3 separate regions of the Mus musculus genome follow, and all the other regions are linked to region 3. Evidence: chromatin loops called from intact Hi-C (ENCODE). Cell type or tissue: left cerebral cortex. All regions are shown on one strand.

What was found. A loop is a pair of places that touch in the nucleus more often than their neighbours do. Peaks named below come from ENCODE experiments on the same cell type or tissue, not always from the same donor. Only the 100,000 strongest peaks of a DNase experiment are listed, where the experiment ranks them.
Region 1: a loop joins it to region 3, with 2.7 times the contacts of the local background. A loop is called at or near these places in 3 of 42 quality-filtered maps.
Region 2: a loop joins it to region 3, with 2.4 times the contacts of the local background. A loop is called at or near these places in 2 of 42 quality-filtered maps.

The regions. Positions count from the first base shown.
Region 1 is chr3:50,075,775-50,078,274 of GRCm38, reverse strand. No RefSeq gene overlaps it. Among named protein-coding and RNA genes, the nearest start is that of Gm40042, 51 kb to the right of the region's middle. In left cerebral cortex, a CTCF peak has its summit at 1,118 (motif pointing right); a DNase peak (open chromatin) is centred at 1,100.
Region 2 is chr3:50,438,018-50,440,517 of GRCm38, reverse strand. Slc7a11 (solute carrier family 7 (cationic amino acid transporter, y+ system), member 11) reads left to right here. Exons shown (of 12, transcript NM_011990.2): 2 at 1,603-1,729. Among named protein-coding and RNA genes, the nearest start is that of Slc7a11, 4.3 kb to the left of the region's middle. In left cerebral cortex, no CTCF peak of the experiment used is centred here; DNase peaks (open chromatin) are centred at 1,517 and 2,267; H3K27ac peaks cover 694 bases.
Region 3 is chr3:50,904,934-50,907,433 of GRCm38, reverse strand. No RefSeq gene overlaps it. Among named protein-coding and RNA genes, the nearest start is that of Gm37548, 17 kb to the right of the region's middle. In left cerebral cortex, a CTCF peak has its summit at 1,267 (motif pointing right); DNase peaks (open chromatin) are centred at 1,277 and 1,918; H3K4me3 peaks cover 1,000 bases; H3K27ac peaks cover 1,223 bases.

The DNA of each region.
Region 1 (2,500 bases), 830 kb after region 3:
TATAGCACTACTTTCATGATACATGTACTGGAGAGATTAGAAATACATAGGGAATTGATCAACATAATAAAGACAGTTTACAGCAAGCCTATAGCTAACACCAACTTAAATGGAAAGTCAAAGGAAGTCCATTACAATAAGAATAAAACAATGGTTTCCACTCTTCCTATCAATTGCATATGATACTTGAAGATTTAGCTAGACAGAACAAATGAAGTAGAGCAAGGGGATACAAATTAGAAAAGAAGAAATCAAAGTATCGTTATTTGCAGGTGATATTATACATGACCTTAAATGCATTGAATAATTTTCATAGGTGATAAACACTTTCAGCAAAGTAGCTGGACACAAAAATAACTCACAAAAATCAATAGCCCTCCTATATACAAATGACAAACAGTCTGAGAAAAAACAAAACAGGGAAACAACGCTTTTCACAATAGCCTAAAATAATATAAAATACCTTGGGGTATTTCTGTTCAAACAAGTGAAAGACTTGTAAGGTAAAACCATCAAGTCATTGAAAAAGAGAAATTGAAGAGCCTCCAAGATGGATGTCCCATGCTCATAGATTGGTATGATTAACATAGAAAAATGGCTATTCTACCAAAAAACAATTTACAGATTCAATGCAATCCTCACCTAGACTCCAACGATTCTTCACAGATCTTAAAAGGGAACTTTTTGGCTGTATAAGGAGAAACAAAAAACACAGGGTAGCTAAAACAATTCGGAATAATAAAATAACTGCTGGAGGTTTTACCATCTCCCATTTCATGTTGGACTGCAAAGCTAGAGTGATAAAAACCACATGGTATTGGCACAAAAACACATGTGTTGGTCAATGCAATCAAACTAAAGACCTAGACATATAAATGCACACATGATTTTTGATAAAGCGAAGAGGGAGGAGAATTTTCTCAGATACAATGCAGACAAACATGCTCCCTGCCTGGCAGCCTTGAAGGAGGAAGTCTGTGCACTCAGTCCTTTGTTTCTAACTTTCTTCCCCCATATGCCTGAGGTCTAAGCCAGGTTCTGCAAACGGGCTTCCCAGGTGTCAAGGTCCTCAATCTGTAATTTGTGCACGCAGTTTCCCCAATTATAACCACTAGGAGGCGCTGCTTCACTTGTTCATCCTCTTCTCCTGTTATAGGTTTTTGCTTCACCAGTCGCTAGGGTCAGTACTTTGTTAAAAAATATTTGAAAGATGAACTTCCAACTGTAATTTAACATTCGGTTGAACTGTATTTTCTTATTTTAGCAATAACGAAATTATTAGGTATTTTCAAAAGAGATATACCCTCCTAAAAAACAATGACAAATGAACAATTAAGGAAAAATCTGGTATATATACACAATGGGGTTTTATATTAAGCAACAAAAAAATTATAAAATTATGACATTTTATGAAAAATGAATGCAATTGGATATATTATTATATTTGTTGAAATGAATGCATGGAAGACTCACAGACACAAATGGCATCTTTCCCTCAAGTAGATTTTAGGCTAGACACACATAACACACACACATACACACACACACACAACATATATACAACACACAATCACATGCAACCACACAGCATGGAAGTAAAGAGAGGCTAAGGGAAGGAGGGAGACTTGAGATGGAGAAAGGGGGAAAGCTGTAGAAAAGGAGAATATGGGCATGACCAAGCACATATCATATATAAGAGATATAGTCTCTATGAAGTTCTTATATGTGCAATGATTATGTTCCAATGAATACCATGTGTTAAACCTTCAGTCATTGGCCAGTTTTGCTAAGTTAGAGGCTATTACATTTCTGGGAGTTCACTTTCTTAGTTACCTGTGGTGTTAAAAATGTGAAAGTCACAAATGCAATGTGGTTTATTATTTAGCCTACATTTTTACGTTTAGCCTATATTTACAGAATTTTACTCATTACTATTTTAGCTCTAGGTAAATGGAAGACTAGCTTTGATTTGTAGCATTTGGGGATTAAGTCTTTTTCTTTTTTTAAATGGGGGTATTACACTCTGGGCTTGTCAAAATTTTTCAACATGACCTCACTGAACAATGAATTGGACAGAGTAGCATTTTCACTATATAGAGACAAGAAACTTAAACATTGTTAGTGCAATTTTAAAAGTGGTAATTTTTTCTCTATCCTGGCTAGCTCTGAAACAAATGAGACAGAGACCAAAACGTTTATTTAGTCAAGCTTTACATCACAGCAGCTGAGCAGTATTAGTCTATTTCAATCCTCTAAAATAGCCTGGCTACCTCCAGCTAAAATCTCCAGGATACGTGCATTTTAGTTATTTTAGTATTGATCTGGCTCTCTCTGCTTCAGGTGTGTTCCCTTGGTGGCTTCTGGACCCTTTCCTAGTGATGAATCCTCTCTTCTTCCTCTCCCTCTCCTCCCCTGGCTGGTATCAGAAGTCCAACCCTATTCTTTCCTCTGCTCAGCCACTGGCTGATCAGCTTTTATTGACAAATCAGAGAATCAATGG
Region 2 (2,500 bases), 470 kb after region 3:
AAATTTCAAGGTCTTTAAGAGTCTTTCCAATAACAAGGTTATATAGGTTGCTTTTCTGGACAATCTACCAACATGGTGACCATTATTTCCAAAAGAAGTTTGCTAATTGTCTTTAGGTCTAAGTTAATGAAGTACTTAAGTAGCTGTCCGTGACGCCACCACTTTAGCACCTGGAGCATTGGAAAGCAATACAACTTCTTGGATTGTTCTTTTGGATGGAGTCTGGTCTCCGAAGATGAGTCTAGGGTGTGGTCTTCGTGTCTTTTCTCATTTGTTCACTCTTAAAAAATATCCTCCAGGTGACCCTGGCAAATTTTTCAAATCCTAGTTATTTTGAGCATCTATAGGAGGCACTACTGATGAGCAATTACTTTCCACACATGGAGCCCCTTTAGGTGCTTGGGCATAAATGTTTGAGCGCTAAGCCATGTAGACACAGGTGTTTGATTGTTTGGTTGATTGATTAATTGACTTTTGGATGAAATTAAGATTTATTTTTTATGTCCTTCCTAACTATGAAGCAGTTGGTAAGTAAAGTAACATCATGTGGTGTGTTAGCTGTGTCAGTCAATCCTATCTGTGTGCCACTTTCCCACCGTTACATCCAGAATGCTTTTATGAGATGAAAAATTCATGTTTTCACTTCAAAGGGTGCGAAACTTAGGGCCTGGGGAATTTAAATATAACTTTCCCAATCTTATACGAGTGTTATTTTTTTTTAAACACTCACATCTTAGTTTATAATTTATTTTCATTACATAAATGACTGTACATAATGGAATTTCTATTTTACAACAGTCATTCTTTTAACCGTCTGGGTGTACATCTCAAAAGCATCATCCAGGATAACCATTTCTAGGAACAGTACAACTGAGTCAAGATTCGTTTTGCTGACAAAGCATATTGTATCAATTAGCTGAAATCTCACACGGCATGTACTCTCTTCTTTCCCAAAGAACGGATCATCTATATTTTGATATGCCACAGAATTATTAAAATACCATAGTGAGTCCAGTTTGAGGGAATACTTTGTCTTAGTATGAGGTGGTGGTGTTACTCAAATAATAGGTCAGCATCATTGACATCTGCCTTTACTTTTCCTTTATCCTCTGGTTTCTGACCACACATTCTGTATCATGTTTGTAGGTACCATTTCAAACACAATTCCTTTCCTTACATTTTTTTTTCAGTTCATTTTCTTGGTTTTTATGTGTGTGGGTGTTTTGCTTCTGCACATGCCTGGTGCTCAAGGAGGCCAGGGGAGGACCTTGGATCCCCTGGAACTGGAGACACAGATGGTTGTGAGTCCCCAGGTGGATGCTGGGAATTGAGTTTGGGTCTTCTGGATGAGAGGCCCGTGCTCTTAACTGCTGAGCTATCTTTCCAGTCTTTGGCTTTTCTGTTTTATTAGTAGGAGGCAGGTCTCAAGTGTGAGGAAGTTAAAAGAGGAACTTGGTGGGTCTCAGTTAGAAGATGACAACTGTTCCCATGAAGGTCATTCTAGGCACAGAGCATGCAACCCAGACAATGATGTGTGTATTCTATCACAAGACTACTCAATGCTATGTCAATTTTGTGTCTTTTTATTATCACCTTTCATAGGAGCCCTGTCCTATGCAGAATTAGGTACAAGCATAAAGAAATCTGGTGGTCATTACACATACATTCTGGAGGTCTTTGGTCCTTTGCTGGCTTTTGTTCGAGTCTGGGTGGAACTGCTCGTAATACGGTAAGGAGATGGAAACAATTAAGGGAAAATCCACCTATTCATCTCATCACTTTCCTGGATCCTCTTGACTGCTTGAACTAATTACAGATGTGTGTCATGTGACTTAGTTGAACAAATACAGACCCTAAGGCATAAAAAAAGTTTTCTTTAAATTCCAACTTTTGTTTATAAATATTTATGTTTTTCTAGAAAAGGCATTTATCTGAGATGAGGGGAATCTTCAAAATTCACTTTGATAAATTATACCTTGGGCTGAGCAGACACTATATAATGTGCTAGGAATTACAGGGTTATTTTTTTTTATTGTTGATTATGTCATCAGGACATTTAACTTTACTTTTATGACTAAGAAATGTCTGTGCCAAACAACTTAGTGTATTATCAAGGCTGATGCTTTACAAACAGTGAAAAAGAATCAAGTTAACACAGCATGAATGATTCATTTCCTCACATTAAGCAAACAGGCGATCTGCAGTTGCAAAAAACTGTTTGATTGTATTGCTCTAAGGCTCTGTCCCCCTTCCTGACTCTCTTGGCATAGAATAGTGCCAAGTCACTCTGAATAGCAAATTTCCCCCAACATTGTGAGGAGCCTGTGATGTCACATGTACAACTTGTGTCACCGGTGTTTTGTGCTGTAAGGGATGTGACTTGCACTTTGTGATCACATAGTTCATTAGAAATCATTAGGGAGCCTTGCTCTCCCATAAACAGAAGACACAGACTACTAAAATCTCAGCTAAGTTAACAGAAGTGACAAAGGCAGACAGA
Region 3 (2,500 bases):
AAAAAAAATGCTCTGCAGGTATCTGTAGGCTCTCCTACCCTCAGATCCAGCGAATGTTACCACAGAATGAGCTGGTTTATATTTTGTACTTAGGGACTTTCAAAAGTATTATCATTGAGGTTGCTGATCCCATTGATAACTCTCATCAGCCATGGCCAAGTGGTGATCATGACTTTTGTTGATGGTTATCGGTGTTTACTGGTTGGACTCTTGGGTTGTCAGGCAACATCTTTTTAATTTGATAGAAATCAAAGGAAAGTAATCTCTCTCTCTCTCTCTCTCTCTCTCTCTCTCTCTCTCTCTCTCTCTCTCTCTCTCTCTCTCTCTCTCTCTCTCTCTTCCCCTCTCCCTCTCCCTCTCCCCTCCTCCTCTCCCTCCCTCCCCACCCCACTCTGGTTATTCTGCAGCTTTGTGATATTTGAAAAATCTCAGAATAACAGTATCTTCTTAATGGAGGTTAAGACTCTTATTAAATATTACTCAGTGGTTTTCAAAGTTCTGGGTGCTATAAACCATTGGGGGACCTTGGTCAAAGTGCAGACTTCTAAGACCTAGAGGCAGATTTTAGCATTCAGTAGCTCTGGATGACCCTCGTCTTTGCATTTCCACATATTCTCAGGTTGTTAATACAGGGACGGGTCGGTGGCTGGACCCAGATCGTGGCGAAGCGAGCTGCCCTGTTAGCTCTCCACCTGCCCCACACAGTGTTTCCATGCAGGCTGCCGTTCTTTAAGCTGGGAGTGTTGTTTTCTTTCGCTCAACCCGGGAAGGAGCCTTTCCCCAGCTCAGTGTTTCACCTGCATTGCTATTTTCAGAGCTTTTGGTTTCAGTATGAGAATCGAAGGTTGAACTGAAATCAAATACATTTGTCTGGGAGTGGGATGGTCTGTCAGGCATTGATCTCCTTGAGCTGGCGCTCTCTGGGAACGCCTCCCCAGTGAGAATCCCAGTCAGGATTCTAAAGGTTACATGGAATAGGCCTGATTTCTGAGCTTCTCTGGGGAGATCACTTAATTCATAAAGCACAAAGTGGAGAAAGCCGCCACATACCCACAACTCCCCCTCGTTAAGTAACCAGAGCACGGTTCCTGTTATAGAAGAAAATAACGTGTTGATTAGCGTGTAAGCCAGAAAATACCCCCGAGCGGTGAATCTTTAAAGATGAAATAGTTGCACTTTGGAAGACGGGGAAAAATGGCAAAATGAAATCCGGGTAGAGTCGGCTTTGCGAAGGCTGGGTTTCTGCGTGCGCGCTCACGGCATTCAGCCACGAGGGGGCAGCATTGCACTTTGGTTGAAAAAACGGTCTGGCAGGAAGGGAGCCCTTTAAAGGAACATAACATCTACGTGAGCAAAGCTAAAAACCAGAACATTAGCAAGCACCAGAAAACCAACAACGCAGAGCCCAACTGTCTTTGTTATAATGTGCCGTCTTCGCTTCTCCCGTGGACGGGATTTAATATTGTAGTATTAAGACTTTCTGGGCCATATCACGTCAGTTCATAAATACATGCTTAGGGGTGGTGGTGGGTATGCAGTGAGATTATTATGATTATATGTATATATATTATACCTTCCACTTTTGTTTGCCTTGCCTTTCTCAGCTTACCGTTCTTGCGTTGTTGTCAAATACCAGGTCTCCCACATTGCTTCCTCCAAGGCAGAGCCCAGACCTTCTGTGGGCTGCCCCTCGGTGTGGCCCGTGATTTTGTGGAGTTCCATGGAGTTTGGCTAGAAAGTTACTTACTCCTTTCCTTTTTGTACAAAACTAGGTTCTTAATTTCCATGGTTCTGGCCCTTCTCTAGGGATTGTAGCCATGGAGACACTTTCAGAGGAGTCAAACCATCGCTCTGTGGGGAGTAGTTGCATCTTTGAAATGGACCCCTAAGTCACACTGAGACCAAATCCAGCCTTTGAGCTGAGAAACTCAAGCTCCACCAGCTCAGGGGCGGCTTCCCTATGCTCCCGGACAGTGAGTGAGTGCCTGGTGTTGAAGGTGCATAGTAAATATTTGTCCAGTGAACGAGCCCCATTTCAACCCTCACGCCGTGACCGATCACCATGCCCTTCACCCACTTGGGATTTGCTTTTGGCTAATGACTAACGTGAGACCACACGAGGCTGGAGGTGTTCACTTGCCTTTCTTTCTAGTCTCCAACACTGTTTTCTTTCTGAGTTTGCAGGGTCATGGTGACATGAGGCAGAGTTTCTTGCGGGGGTGGGGGTGGGGGGAGTCATTTTTGTTTCTCTGATGTTTGCATACAATTACAGTGTTAATTCTGCCTTTGTGTTGGGAGTTCACAAAGACCAGATTAAAGTTTCCCCTCGGTGTTACTACCTGGCTCCTTCCTCCTCCCCTTTTCTTCTCTTCTTGTTGGGAAACTTGACTTTGAGCAGGGCAGGGACTAACAGGCAGCGGGAAGATTAATTACCCTCCTTGGAATCTCACTTGACTGGGCAAGGTGAGACAGTTCAATTATGTAATCATGCTGGCAGTCT